2 separate regions of the Homo sapiens genome follow, and region 1 is linked to region 2. Evidence: read pairs that join two places in POLR2A ChIA-PET (ENCODE). Cell type or tissue: A673. All regions are shown on one strand.

Region 1 (8,000 bases), 750 kb after region 2:
ACTGTTCAAAGAGAAAATCTTCAGGTGAAACAGAGAGAAAAGACAACTTTCTAAAAAACAACAACAGCATAAACAACAATTAGTGTGACAGCTGGCTTCTCTAAAGCAGTAATAGAGGCCCCCCAAAATGGAATGTCTTCAAGGCGAAATGGAGTTAGAAAACAATTGCTAGCCTATATTATTCCCAAGTAGACCATCATTCAAGAATGAGGGTGAGCTCTTCTGCTACTTATTCCTGTCCCCCTGCCCCCTTTTTTCCCCTTTCCTCTTCTGTTTTTTAAAACATGTTTTTGGTTTCCTTCCCTCCCCTTGAGGCAGCCAGGGTTGGAGTGGCCTGTGGGGTCAGGGCTGAGGAAGCAGTTAGGACCAAGCGGGTGTGTTGGGCCCAGGAGGCGGTCAGGGCTGAAGAGGTGACTGGGATGAAGTCTCAGGAGGTGGGTAAGAGTAAGGAGGCAGTTGGGGCTGATAGGGCCAGTAGATTGGTTACATGCAGGAGGTATGAGGAAATAAGGGTAATGGGAGCCTGACTTCTCTCTGTTGAAGAAGGGAGTTATGAATATGGAAAGGGAGAAGACTAGCATACATCCTGTGGTGCTGACTGAAATTAGAGGTATCAGTATTGCCTGATGTTTTAAAAATACATGTAGATAGATAGATATAAAATAGATATAACAGATATTGGTATGTGTGTATACACATATGTATCTTTCCTACCAGTGTCCACTGAAAGAGCCTAAAATCAGTTTCACTCCAGTAGCAATAAGTGTACCTAGCATGCTGGATCTTGGTTTCTAGATGCTATTCTCCACCAATGGGGTATCATGTCTGCAACTCACTCTCAATTAGGTATGAAGATAATAATTGAGTGTCTATATGTGTACATTTTTTGTAGTGGTGGTATAGATGTAAATTTTTATTCCATTTGAAACAGATTTAATACCTAATTATCATCTTTAATCTGGGTTTTAAAAATATAAAGTTTATTTTGATCTAATTATTAGCTTAGATGACCTATGAAAACTGAACAAAAAATACTGATTCAAAGCACCCCAAAGTACAAGTTACACTTCTATATTATTTGACTTACTATTTTCCATGTTATTTCTTCTCGATTTAATATATTTCAAGCATATGGAATCCACAGTGTTTTATAATGGGAAGATAGTGGTATTTCGAATCACACAGTCTGTGCTGCTCTGTGAATTTGGGCAAGACTCTTATCTCTTTTTGTTCACTGTTTCCTCATCCACAGGCAACTCAGGATTGTTCAGCAACCAACCTGAAAAAAAACATGAAAAACCTAGGCAGAGTTACTGGCGTGTAAGAGGCATGCAATAAGTGTTGCTTTCCCTCATTTTGTTCTTTCTTTATTCCGTCTCTCACCAGTGTGGTTATGCAGGTCTCCTGGGCATTGGGAAATACAAAGCTTAGTAATAAGGAACCATAGTAAGAGGGCTGTGTGTTTGCCCCTTTGTTCATATCTGGCCTCTCCTTTTGTATTTCATTTTTGCCTTCATTTCTGTAATTAAGTCATCCATCATCATCCAGAAGATGAACCAAGTCAGATAGTAACCATAATTTGGGGAGGACAGTGGGTATAGGAGGATTGTGAAGCACTAAGGGTTACTAAGGGATCAGCAGCCAGTGTAAATCAGGAGATTAGAATAGAGAAGGTCTTTCCAACCAGAAGATTTTATCGCCTGCCGTCAGAGTAGCTTATGATCTCTCAGAAAAATACTGATTGATCATTGCTGAATGACTTCAGCTGATGCTCCTCTCTGATTCCTTACTCAGCTAGCAAATTTTAGCTGTTCTGAATCTTGGGGTCATCCAGTGTTTGCAGTTTCTTTTCTTTCATTGATATCTTCATTTTTTACTTTGTTACTTTGGGAGTATTTTTCTTGTTGCTAATTTTCTTTACACTTTTATATGTAAGTAGATATTCATTCCCTAAATGTCAACATACATTTTATGCAATTTTTAGTGCATGCAGACTCACTTCTGTTTATTTTGTATTCTTCTTTTCATGTCTGCAAGACCAGAAAATTTGTTCTTTAAGTAAACAATGTATCTGTAGGGAAGGTAGAAACCCTTATCGACACACTATTCATTCACGTCTGTCATCAAATGGTGAGTATGTTCAGAAGGACCTGGAGCTTAGCCTACTTTTTTGGTTCCTTGGAACCAAAAAAACTTGTGGAAAAATTCCACAAGTCTCAGATGAAGGTTCTGCTCCCTAGCAAGAGCTCAAGTGCTGAAATTCAGAGCCCATATCCTTAGTTCTATTCTAATTACTACCACAGTGCCTCACATCTAGTAGATGTTCAGAAAACGTTTCGATAAGTCACTCAGTAAGTAATTCGAGATCCTGCTTTTCATCCTAGGTATTTGTACTAAAGCCTAGAAACCAGAATAGGATGACTGTGAACCTCTACTGGATCGTGCTCTTATAACACCGCCCGAGTACCCCTTTAGCCACTGCCCTATTTTATGCTCTTCTTTCAAGCAAAATTTGAAACAAGTGTTCCAATTTCTACTTTTAACAGTGCCAATCCCACCCCATACCCAATTTAATTAAGCCTCCCTAGCATTCTACTCAGCCTTTAGGCTCTACCCTTGTCAAGGTCACCAGTGACCTCCATCTTCCAAATCCAGTGGTGATTTTTCTGTCCTCATCTTACAAAAACACTTGGCAGTAGTAGACAATATTGATCACTTGCTGCTTGTAACATGTTTCTCTTTTCATTTCCATGATACCTCTTTCTCCTGGGGTTTTTGTCTACTTCACTGACTGCTCCCCTTCTCAATTCCCTACATAGGTTCTGTAACCTCTAAATGTTAGAGGGTCTCAGGCCTGGCTGTGGGTCCTGGCCTTTACTCTGTCTACAGTATCTTCCCAGGAAAATTTATCCAATCATCCAACCCTGTGGTTTGATGTAACATCAAAATGCTTGTTCTGTGCCAATTGATATCTTCAACACTGATTTTTTTCTTAAATGCTGGACTCATACATCAAAATGCCTACGTTATGTTCCATCCTAGATATCTAAAAAGTATTTCAAGCTTACTGTGCGCAAAGTAGAAGTCTTGATCTCACCATCCTTAAACTGCTTCTTTCTCTATATTTCTTAATTCAGTGAATGCCTCTCCCCGTTACGTGGTCTTAAAAATGTTCCTTGATTTCTCTCTTTCCATTGTCTTCCCCTCCCCGTATCTGATTTATCAGAAAATGCTATCGGATCTATTTTCAAACTGTATCTTGAGTTTATCAACTTCTCTTCATCTTCACTATGACTATTCAAATTCAAGATGCCATTAACTCATTTTGCCTCTTGTGCTGTAATTATGCCTGTTGTGCTGTAATTATTCCCTAATTGGTCCACCTCCTTCTACTCTAATCCCCCTGAAATTTTGACTCCACACATTGGCTGTAGTAATCTTTAAATAATATAAACGTTTACATTGTATTCCCATACTCTCTCCCAACTCTTTCTTGGTGTTAAAAACCTTTCTTAACTTCCTATTGCCCTTAGGTTAAAATCTACACTCCTTATCCCAACCAGTAAGCCCTGTTATCTAGCTCGCCCTTCCTCTGTGGCTCCACCTTATGCTACACCCTCCACAGTCAGCTCACCACAGCAGCAAAGACTTTCTCCCCTCAAGCATTTCAAGCCTGTTTTCTCCTCAGAACCTTTGAACTAGCCACCCCCTGTGTCTAGAACACTCTTTCCTCCGATCTTCACTAGATTTGCTCCTCTTGTCACTCCAGTGTCAGCTCAAATGACAGCTCTACAGTGGCCTTCCCTGAATACCGCCCTAGTGCTTTCTATCACATTACCCTGTTTATTCTCTTATCAGCTAGGTTACCACTATTAAAAGTTAATCTTGTTAATTTCCCCATTGCCTGTCAATCTCCACTAGAGAGTCGGGTCCTTGTCTGCCTTTTTCACTCCCGTTCTCCTGCTGCTTACACAGTGCCTGGCACCTAGTATGTGCTAAATATCTGTAGAATAAATGAACCATTTTTCTAGGATTCAGCTAGAGCAAAAACCCTGGGACTTTGGGAGTCTTACCAGTCACTGGTCTGTGATACCTAGTCACATGCAGAGTTTCTCTTTTCCCACTTTGGCTATTTTTTCTCTCCATTCTTTTCTCCTTTTTCAGGATGTACTTGTTGTTTGTTTCTGCCTCTCAAAGCCTTTACAAAGCCACATTTTATTCTTGTCTTTTGACATCACCCACAGATTCTTTTCTGAAGAATAGTAATTCCAGCATGCTGTGGTCCATAAATCTGTTTCTTATTATGTCAAATTAGAGGACTTCCTGATCACTGGTCCTAGGCTTGTCTACTTTTCTTATAACAAATATTCCACGGTTTGGTAAGAAGTTGATGGAATATAGATTCTCCTTTGGTGTTTCTGCTTTTCTTGATCTTAATTTTTCTTCTCTGACTTCTTTTGTGATGAAGAATCTTTTTGATACTACTTCTCTAACTATATCTTTAACCAGAAAGTTAACTAAATATTTAAGCTATAATGGATGCCACACATTCATTTTCTGTGTATGTATAAATGTGTGTATATACGAGTGTATGTAATTATTAACTTTTTTACATGGCTCTTCCTTATATCCTAATTGATACTTTATTGCCAAAATAAATGTCAAATTGTAGGATACTGACTCATGTAAAAAGATTTATCTATTTTTTAGTACACAACAGAATATTTTTCCCTATTCATACAGTCATTCACATGCATATCCACATATTTTCAGAAATGTCAAGACGCTCCTAAGAGTTATTGTGTTCTGATTACATGATGTTGCAGAAAATTCCAATGCTACGTCAATAAATCTTTGGACACTTGTGACATTATATATACCTGGGCTGCCTGAAGAGCGAACTTTGCTTTACAACTTCATGTCTTAAACTTCTGGTCCTCAGAGTCTCTGCCCAAAATGAACAACTTCGTTTGTTATTGCTTTATCCAGTTTTTCTTTCAGCTTTAGTTTCCACTCTTGTTTTGTATTGTTAAATCATACCCCAGAGAATTCCTAAAGGTGTTTCCTCTGCTCTCCTGTTTTGAAGCCACGTTAAATTTACTGACTGTACAAGGACTACTTGGGCATCCTGTTGCAGTTCTTTATTTATTGGCTCTTGAACAACTTGCAGACTTAATGTTTCAACACTGCTTCAGTGTGAGTGGACTAGCCATAATGAAGGAATTGTGTGTGGATGATCTCACTCTGCAATTTAAAGTTCACGAGTGACATTAATTAGAAGTCCCATTAAACAGGATATGAAGGAAAGCTTCAAGCTCCCCAACTGCTAAAAATCCTATGCAAACTATCCCTCGTGCAGACCAGAACATAGTTATGGTTTCTTCAAGCTCAAGGATTTTGTCTCCACAGCACAAATGAGAAAGGTTACCAGTGATCAATTATATACATTATTGGGGATGTGTTTCTAAAGCAGAACTATTTTATCCTGAAATTCCTGGATAATTTTGGTGTTGTTTGAGTTGTTAAGTTGGAAGAAATACCCAGATGTCTGAAAACTTTTCTGACATTATTTTAGTTGACATATAGTGTGCAAGTGGCCCTGCTTTAAAATGAGCGTTATTTAATACACAGTAAACCATCTTTTAGTTCTTACATCGGTCTTAACTTTATTAAAGTCAAAAGTAATGTTTGGGGAGAGTAAAATCGTAAATATCATAAATATGATTCATAAATACTTTAAAAAAACAACAGAATTCCTAGTTGAATAGAAATTCCACTTAGAATTGTAGTTTATCTTTGAAAGAAAAACTTCTGGGATTGAGGGTAAACTGGTTTTAGAAAAGAAATCAAATGTTATGGAATTTGAAAATCTAATTTGGCATATATTAGATTAATGGCCTGTAAAAGCCGAAAGTCTGAATTCAGTTAACAGAGTGTTTGACTTAATTCTCTTCTTTCTTTTTCTCCTTTTCCTTTTGTTATTTGTGTTTAAATCTTGGTGACTTTTCTTTGTATGGGTTTAAACATATTGTACTGAATTTCTAAAGGGGCTGGTCCCTCAATGCTTTTTTTTTTCAGTGATTTTAAAGGAAGTAGTGGTCCGGAATTTGTGTGTATGTGCAATTACTCTTTTTCTGAATATATATAATCCCACAATTTTACCAAAGTACATATTTTTTTGCTTGCAAATAAGCATGGATTTAAAAATTTGGTACATAAAGAGTAAGGTTGGTAAGGCCTTTTCATGTATTTGTATCCTAATATGTTTTTATTTTTAAAAAATGTGCTGCAACTGATTGAACTAAATTTGATTTTGACTTGTTCCACACAACTGTAATTCCTTCAAAAACATGTCAATATGCAGTATATTTAAGGTGATGTCAGCAACAATTCCTTCTTTATTTAGGGTAATGTAATCTAAAACTATCAACCTTTTCTACTTTCATGAGCTTTTGACTTTCATACCATAATGTAAAAAATAATTTATTTGATTTAAAGCTTTTGGTAAAATATCCATCACTTGAAGGAAAATTTTTATTTAGATATTCTCTTTCCACTAAAATAGACTTTTCTATGAGTATCTGTGTTTCTTTCCATGTTGCAAGCCCTTTGAATTACTTTGGTTTAATTAGTTATTCCTTTATTTAAAAGTTAACATAATGGTCCCATTTTGTAGTCAAAGACTTGAACCAAGCAGGGTGATTCAGTTAGGGAACAAAATGTCAAATGATACCAGAATCTAGTTACCTTATCAATCCTCTTCAGATAGACATGATTAAGCAACCTTTTATATAATATGTCTGAGCCAGAGAGAAGAAATAATTAATATTGGAAGGATGTGGGAGAAAAACCTCGTAGATTGTCGTATAATGAGAGCAATCCATGATACATACATTTAAAGAAAGAAGAATGATCAGTGTCTCAAATTCAAAGGCTAACTTGGCTTACTTTTATGAGGACATCTCATTGATTTTCATGTATGCTAAGTTCTATAGAGTTCAAACTGAACAAAGAAAAACAAATGACATGTATGGTTGAATACAAGTACTATGTACAGAGGTGACTTGGGGGATAGAAAATATATTGAAATATTGAACAAACAAAGTAGTAACACTCCTCTAGCAAGACATTCATGCTGTGTAATTGTGTAATATATATATATATACTCGTTTTGGTTTTCATTGACGTTATTACATATTAATACTAAAAAGCATGTCCGATGTTAGTGTATGTTGGGAGCAAATATATGTGTCAGCACCTGACTCCAGTTCACTCACAAGCAGCCATGTCATTTATTTGTGCAGTAAATTGTTCTATCTATTAGGTGCACCAATATGAAAAGTGCTGGGGAAGGAATGGTTACAAAAAATATTCAGATGTAAAATCTGCCTGAATGAACTTCTGCTTTAAAAAGGAAGCCATGTACACATAAATCTATGAAATACAAGATAGTAGCAACTGTGTGGGGGTTTTATTTGTTTGTTTCTTTTGAGACAGTGTTTTGCTCTGTTACCTAGAATGTAGTGCAGTGGCATGATCACGGCACACTGCAGCCTCGAACTTCTGGGCCCAAAGCAATCCTCCTGCCTCAGCTTTTTGAACAGCTGGGACTATGTTCTGGCACTATGTTAGCCACATTGCCTGGCTAAGTTAAATTTTTTTTTTCTTTTTTTGTAGAGTTGGGGGTCTTGCTATATTGCTGAGGCTGGTCTCAAACTCCTGTTCTCAGGCAGTCCTCCAGCCTCCACCTCCAAAGGTGCTGGGATTATAGGCATAAGCTACTGTGCCCAGCCAAAACTGCATTTTAATAGAGAAGCATGTAATAGCAGGAGAGGTGACATGGAAACATGGAGTGAGAGTTCAGAGGAGAAAACGGAGAATATCAAGGAAGGCTTTATGGAAGAAGTAGAAATGTTGTTTGGAGAACAATATTCCCTTTTAATGTTTCTTGTAGCTGAACAAAGGTCATGTATTTCTAAAAAGGCATGAGTTTTTAGGAA
Region 2 (8,000 bases):
GTTAAATCCCAGTTATCCAAAATGAAAACATTCAGCCTCTGTCTTCAGTGTATTATTGATAAAGCATCTACAAATCTTTAGCTAAGGATGGTTCTGTAATGCCATGGCCATTGCAATGTTACATAAGAAAGGTGTCTATGTTTTTCCTCAGTTAGGTAATGTCTTTTTAATAATCCCCAACTCTGATATGTCATGGTTTATTTTAGTTAGTGTTCATTTAGAATCTCTTTCCTAAATGGCAATTAGCAGCACTTCTAACCCTTTCTAAAAGGAAAATATTCAAGTAATGCCTAAGGGAAAATACTGACCAGGGTAAAAGGTCAAAAGAAGAATACTCTGCTATGTTGAACTCTCAAGATCTGTTGACTGACCTGAGGTGACCATTACACAACTCACAACCATGAAGAACAAGGAAATTCAATCAAGAAAGCACTTATTGCAGAAAACCTTAAATGTAGACAAATTATGATTAATTTAAAAATATTGATGAAACTTATAGGCAAATTGTAGCAATATTTCAAAAATTTCTCATAATTGTCCGTTTATCTACCTACCTATTTGTTTCTATATGATGGGTATGATAGAAGTTGACATTCCTCAAAGTATATTCCATCTGCAGGATGCTCAGGGCGAAGTAGTTCCATAGTAAATAATTTTGGGACTTACCACCTGCTTATGTCTCTCTTATTAAGACAGTCAAAGGACTCTCTTACATAGAGAGTTCTGAGAAGTTCTGCAGTAAACAAGCCTATTAAAATTTATTCAGTTCAATGTTCTTCAAGTGTACTTGACTCCAAATCCTTCTTTACAACGATACCTATTTTGCATTCTCTTTTTCTTATCAATGCAAAAAAACAGATGAATCTGTTTTAACAGGGAGCTAACTTTTACTAACATTGATGCACACACACAATTTTAAACAAAATTTTTAAAGAAATCTTAACAGATCAATACTTATGGAACAAAAATTTTAACTTATAAAAATTTCTTATAGATTTCTAGGTTAGATATATATATGTGTATATATATGTATATACATATATATGTATATATATGTATATACACATATATATGTATATATATGTACGTGTATATATATATATATATATATATATATATTTTTTTTTTATGAGATGGAATCTTGCTCTGTTGCCCAGGCTGGAGTGCAGTGGCGTGATCTCGGCTCACTGCAAACTCCACCTCCCCGGTTCACGCCATTCTCCTGCCTCAGTCTCCCAAGTAGCTGGGACTACAGGCGCCCGCCACCACGCCCGGCTAATTTTTTTTTTTGTATATTTAGTAGAGACGGGGTTTCACCATGTTAGCCAGGATGGTCTCGATCTCCTGACCTCGTGATCCGCCTGCCTCGGCCTCCCAAAGTGCTGGGATTACCGGTGTGAGCCACCGCGCCCGGCCTCTAGGTTATATATTTTTGTGGTTAATTTGTAGGAATATTTAAAGGAGCTCATACTTCTTATACTATATGTTAAATTAATAAATCATTTTGAAGCATATAGAATGATGGACAATATTCCTGCCAAAAATACCTGAAAAAGATCTTTTCCTTATCTCTCACCCTCTCCAGCCAAAGAAAACCTCAGAGCAATTCTTGTTATGAATGTATATTAATTCTTAAACAATAAGTAAGCCATATTCCTTGGTCTATCTAAGAACAATCCGCTATCGCTAACTAGGGTTAGCAAGGAATGTAAGGGTTATTTATTTATTAGAATATTAAATAATGTAATTATTTCAAAAGGTTAATAATGATAAATCATTGAGAAAGATTTTGAAAGCCCATGATAAAAATTAAGCCTCTGTTTGTGTATAGCTCTGTGAGCTAGGACTTGAAGAATAATTATTTAACAAGATAACCAATGCCCACCTCAAATCAATTGCCAATCTCATCTTTAATGGTGAAAAACCATGGGAAATAAGAATGTCTTTCATTACCATGAACATTTCCATTTCAAACCAATACAATAAGAAACAAAGCAGAAACAAGAAACCAACCAATAATAATATATAATAAAACACAAGATTATTATTATTTTCATATAATATGTTAATCTAGGAAAACAAAAAATCATCCCACCAAATTTTCCAATAGTTCAGATAATTGGCTAGTATAGAATAAATGTGGGAAAAATGTCAATAGATTTTTCTCTAAATTCCTAAAAACACTCTATTATCTGAAACTGAAGACCTCACTAACAATATCAACAACAACAAGCAAGAATCCTACATAAAGAAAACTTTAAAAGTGTACTGAGTGATTTTCTCTTCCATAAATGATGAGTGGGACAAATGAAGATATAATCTGTTCTTGAAGAATAGATTTATTCAAATAAATATATCTATTCTTCCTTTTAATTTAAAGTATTAATGAATTCTAATTTAAAAACCTCAACGTTTCTTTCTTAACTTGGAAAATATCTTGACATTAATTTAGAAAAATTAATATGCAAGGAAGAGCTAAAATGTTTTGAGAAGAAAAATAATGGCTTAGAAGATTTTATGAGATATTTAAACTTGATTTGAATTCCTGGTAATTAAAATAATATGGTATCAGGAAAAAAATGGATAAGCAGATGAATGGAAAAATACATCAGCTTTTAAAATTGTTGCAGTACAATAGTGTTACAGGAAATTATTAAGGTTAAATACAGGAAGTATTTAGGGTCAAATAAATGAAACTATTTTAAAGAGGTTTTCATAGCTGTATAAACATTACGTAACCTTTATTTTGGTCGCATATATTGGGAATCTCCAAGAGGGGGATTTAATATCCCATATTCTCACAATCATTTAAACATGAAACTTTTTATTTTAAACTAGCTTATTGCTGGAACCATTATTCTTTGAAACATTGTTTGTGAAAGGCTGGCAAAACCAATCTAGAAACAGCAAATATTTGCTAAATAAATAAGAAAATCTTTTGGTCTAATAGCACACTATAAAAGTTTATCTCCTCATCGAGTATTCCTTGTTAAACCCTAAAAATATTTCTTTTAGTTTAAAAGGACAACCTTCTCTTATATCTCACAAATCCACTGTTAGTATAATGTCCAATTTCTCCTTTGCGCTACTATATGGCCACGCTAGGAGATACCATACAGCAGCATTTATCATTTAGATGTTAATAATTATTTCTAATTACTAGCTGTACTCCTAAAACATGAAAACAATATCGGAATATAATTGCACAAGAGAGATTCTTACCTAACAACTATGTATCAGTGAAGTTCCAAAATAGGGCCTGAGGAGAAGGTTAATTCATTCTAGGCATGGTTTATTAAGAGGGTCCCAAGAACAGTTGATAAGCCTTCAAGTTTGGGGATTCTCTAGCTGAGGGTCCATGCCTGTAGGATTCCTGGCAATTATAAAATTAATATGAAGCCTTGACCAGAATTTAAATTAGTTTACCTTTTTGCTGTTGTTTTTCAAATTCAATTTAGACTATAAATTAATACCAAAGTCCAGTAAAGTCAGTTTCTAAATTTAATGACATTGTACAGGGTTATTCTTAGTACAAATAAAAAAGATCCTCCCCAGCCCCTGTCGCTCTTCTACCTTATCCCCATATATGTAGCTTTTTGAAAACTGGCAAATACATTTTTCTCTTCTCATATATCAGCACTGTTCACTGTTAAGATTTTATCTCCTCCTATCTTTTTTTCCCAACCCTTTTCCTTTTCCTGCTTTGTTCCTTTCATCTCAACCCTATGACAAAATCTTCATGGATTGGCTACTGTCTTCCATGCGCTGTTTCTTTGTCCCTGTTCCTAATCCATAAGCAGGGACCCTGCTGAGCAACATAAGCCATTTCTTCCCCTCTGTCCTCCTCTGGGCTGCCTCAAACACACACACACATCTTTGGGTTAACATATCGCCAAGCTGAATGCAGCTGGAAGTTACAGTGGTTACTTGCATACCTTATGGGTTTAAAAGCCATAGATACATAGGAGTTTACTGCCTATACTGCATTTTGATTATAATGTCCAGTAAGTGTCAGCTATTGGACAATTAGCCAGTTAGCCAATAAGGCAGCTGGCTAAATGGTTCTCATTAGCATAACTTGACCTTTTTGCATTTGTGCAAGCCTTACTCTTTCTTTCAAAGATAGATTTAAGTCAGCAGTTCAACCAACTGGACATGTGCCTTATGCAAATGTTAAAAATTAGTTCCAACTCCTAGAGAGTGTGCCTCCTTTAAAAACCTTAAGCAACTTATAGTAACATTTAACATTCCTTAAAACCAGAGGGATGTCTAATCCATGATGCCAAACTACAAGTCCAGACCTAATCAATAATTCAATTGCAGATGAGAGATATTTTTTTCCTATGAGGAATTTATTCATTTGAGTTTAGTGAATTAAGTTTCAGAAAAAGTGGGAGAATGTATAATAGATATGATTTTGATGATAATACTATATTTCATCTGCTTTATATCAAATATTACAAAACATTTCCCATACTTAAATATAGGATAACATTTGTTTTAAATGATATTTTTCATAGACTATCACAGGCTACATAAGCCTATTATTATAAAAATTATACACATAATTGAATTGTAGTTGAGGGTATGAATGTGTCTATACATTTTATATTGTAAATGAAAGACAGAATTTCTGGTCAATTAATTAAAAATGAATATATATTCAGTGATTAGATTGGCAAAAGTATTAAAGTATTCTAAGTGAAAATGCAAATTGTCATGAGTTAGCCAAAGGAAATGCTTCAGTGGAATGAAAAACTGGCAAAAAGGTGTATTTTGCATTTCTCCTTGTACTCGATGTGGTGCATAGAGGCAGACCACTTACGAGATTTGCCATTTATTCCTGATACCCACGTGACCTGAGGTATGTATGAGATTGGGTGGCCTCAAAATATGCTTGCAGAGGTAAGAATACCAACAAGACCAGAAGCTGTGGCATTATTAAATCATAAACTACATTCAGGGAGGAGTGCACATTCGTTTTCATTTTGTAATGCAAGCAGAAAAGATAATTTTACTCCTGAATCCCATATATCTATTAATAGATGAAAAGTATGTTTGTAGATAAGACAAAAAAGATAAGATAGGAAAAAGTATCAAAAAATTTCTAACAAGATTGAAAGCTGATGGATACATGTAGCCATCATCTTTAACAGAATCAATTAGACTAGTAGAAGGTGAAATCATTAATAACAAAACTAGTAAATTATAAAACATCTAGGGTATTGTAGCTATTATTGAAACCTGTACTGCAATTATTTTACAAAATTTTTGAGTTTGATATAGGCTCATATATTTTTTTAAATAACAGATTTCCAAAAAATAAATTGAAGGAAAATATGCTGCTAGAATTACTGCAGTTTCCACATCCTTGAAAAACAAGAAAGCCTGTAAAATGTATAACGTTAGTATCAGAGAAAAATAATGAATTTCTTTCTATTCGTATTTGGGAAGAGAAAATACCTTGTCCCTACTCCAAGAGGAAAATGACATTCTACTTTGGTCACTATTGGATTTCAAAATAGCTTACTTTAAATGGAGCTCCATGCAGAAATAGGGCTAGAGATTTGCTAGTTTTAAGAAATGATAACACATAGATTTTACAAAAGAAGAAAAAATACCTTCAATGGAAAAAATAAATTTAGTAAAGCCTGAGCCATTGTTTTTTTGAGCTCTAGGAAAATAAACAATCAAATCGACAGCTTCACTTTGCAACTGATTATTACTTAAATACATTCATGACACCGTAAAGGAAAGGTAAAATAAAGAAATCGATAGTGTATCTGTTTGTGTGACTAAATATTGAATGTTTTTATTTTTATTTTTTGAAATGTTTTAGATAATCAGAATAAATATAGGATCAAATGTAAAACTACAAATGTAAAAACACTAGTAAGTAGTTTAACACAACATGTATTGAAATGAGGCCGGAGAAAACTTGCATGCAAAGTGATGACACACAGGCACACACAGGTCGCATTTCCAAACAAACTTGACACAGTGAACCAAATGAAAAGAATGAATTCTTAAAGTTAACATTTTATAAATCAATTTTTTAACCTCATAAAAACTGAGAAAAATGTCTTTCTTATTCATAATTTACACCAAAACCCAATAAGGTGCATTAAAAGATTTTAGAGAAGTGAAAAACAGAAAAAGACATTCACTAAGCAGTAAGCTTTCCTTAAAACTATGGTGATTACTAAGTGACATGCTAGAATGTCACATGGCTTACTATTAATTATTAATCAATTGCTATAGACCCGCAATTTTTGAAGCTTTTCCAGACCTCGGTCTTCTTCAAAATGAAAAAAAAATATGAATGGCTCACTCCATCTGCTCATAGAAGACAGATATCAGATAAAATAAACATTTCTCCAGAATATCAGAAGAACTAGTTTTACATCTTATGAGATACCAATGAACTCAGTGAATTTTATTCACCTCAGATAAATTAATAATTCATACTAAAATATTAGTTATAAACATTAAGATTAGAAAATGACAAACTACAAGTCTGTAGACATCCTAGAAGCCCTTTATTTTCTGTTAAAAGTCTTTCAGAGCTCTTCTCTTTCCTTCCTGAAAAATTCGGTCCTAAATCGTGAAGTGGGGCAGAGCAAGGCAAGCATCCGAGGTATGTGTGTGTCGGAGATGGACTGCAGTGGTCCAGAGCCTAAGCAGGTTGAAGATGGTCCACAGCAGGGTGTCCAGTGTCAGAATCCATGCAGGCTGGGAAAGGCATCCCTGCAGGGGTGGACTGGTGAGGAGATTGAGCCTGATCAGAGTTAGGAAGACGTCCATGCAGAGGGGCAGAGGGAAGTTGGCATAGAGTATCAACCCTGAGCAGGGTGAGGAGTGAGTCCACGTGGAGGGGAAGCTGGAGAAGGACAGGAAAAGAAACTCCAAGGAAGGTGGCCTGGGGTGGGATGTCAGAGCTCGAGCAGGGAGAGAAGAATGTCCTTGTTGGGGGTGGCCTGGTGGGAGATAACCCAAGCAGGGTCAGGTGCAATGCCTCACAGAGATGTGATGTGAGCTGTCAGAGTCTGAGCAGGAGAGGAACTGTCTACGTGGAAGCAAGGGCAGCTCAGATTGTGGAATCATAGCTGTGCAGAGAAGAGGAGGCAGCCTCGCAGGGGAGGACTGATGGCAGATTACATACAGTGGGATGGATCAATTAAGTAAATACATAAAAAATAATTGAGGGGCTGAGCACGGTGGCTCATGCCTGTAATCCCAGCATGTTGGGAGGCTGAGGCGGGCGGATCACGAGGTCAGGACTTCGGGACCAGCCTGGCCAACATGGTGAAACCCCGTCTCTACTAAAAATACAGAACAAATTAGCTGGGTGTGGTGGTGATTTCCTGTAATCCCAACTACTCTGGAGGCTGAGGCAGGAGAATTGCTTGAACCCGGGAGGCGGAGGTTGCAATGAGTTGAGGTCGTGCCACTGCACTGCAGCCTGGGTGACAAAGTGAGACTCCATCTCAAAAACTAATAAATAAATAAAAATAATTGAGACAGATTTCTCACTTTTGGAGAAGGGAGTTAAAAATACAGAAAGGGAGAAAACTAGAATAAACCCAGTTGTTGGATTGGATATGTAATGTCCATGTGAACTCATGGACTCTGATAGATAATAGATATGACGATGGATAAATAGGTAGATACACAGAAAGAAAGATAGATAATTAAAGATATAAATGTATGGATATGGAAGTTATCTGTATGTGTATTACATACATATATTTCCTAGCTTTCTCCACTGAGAGAGGTGGGAGCAGTGACACTCCAGTAGCAATGAACACACCTAACACTCACATCTTGGCTTTTAAATACCATTTTCCATGCAAAAGAGCCAGGGCTCCTTGAGAAAATAGCTAATTTCAAGGATGGGACAGGAAAAATACGAAACAGGACATCTTGTGCCAGAAAGTAAGGATGTGCTAAAAGGATATTGCGAACATGTCAAAAGGAAGTAGAAATGAGTTTAAATCGGC

What was found. Peaks named below come from ENCODE experiments on the same cell type or tissue, not always from the same donor. Only the 100,000 strongest peaks of a DNase experiment are listed, where the experiment ranks them.
Region 1: POLR2A ChIA-PET joins it to region 2 with 5 read pairs; 2 of 35 experiments call an interaction of 5 or more read pairs at or near these places.

What each region holds. Positions count from the first base shown.
Region 1 is chr4:146,394,880-146,402,879 of GRCh38, reverse strand. All of the region lies in intron 5 of SLC10A7 (solute carrier family 10 member 7), which reads left to right. Among named protein-coding and RNA genes, the nearest start is that of MIR7849, 9.7 kb to the left of the region's middle. RefSeq lists an enhancer at 3,450-3,983. In A673, no CTCF peak of the experiment used is centred here; DNase peaks (open chromatin) are centred at 1,409, 3,809 and 4,269; H3K4me3 peaks cover 1,707 bases; H3K27ac peaks cover 4,759 bases.
Region 2 is chr4:147,148,064-147,156,063 of GRCh38, reverse strand. No RefSeq gene overlaps it. Among named protein-coding and RNA genes, the nearest start is that of MIR548G, 190 kb to the left of the region's middle. In A673, no CTCF peak of the experiment used is centred here; no DNase peak of the experiment used is centred here.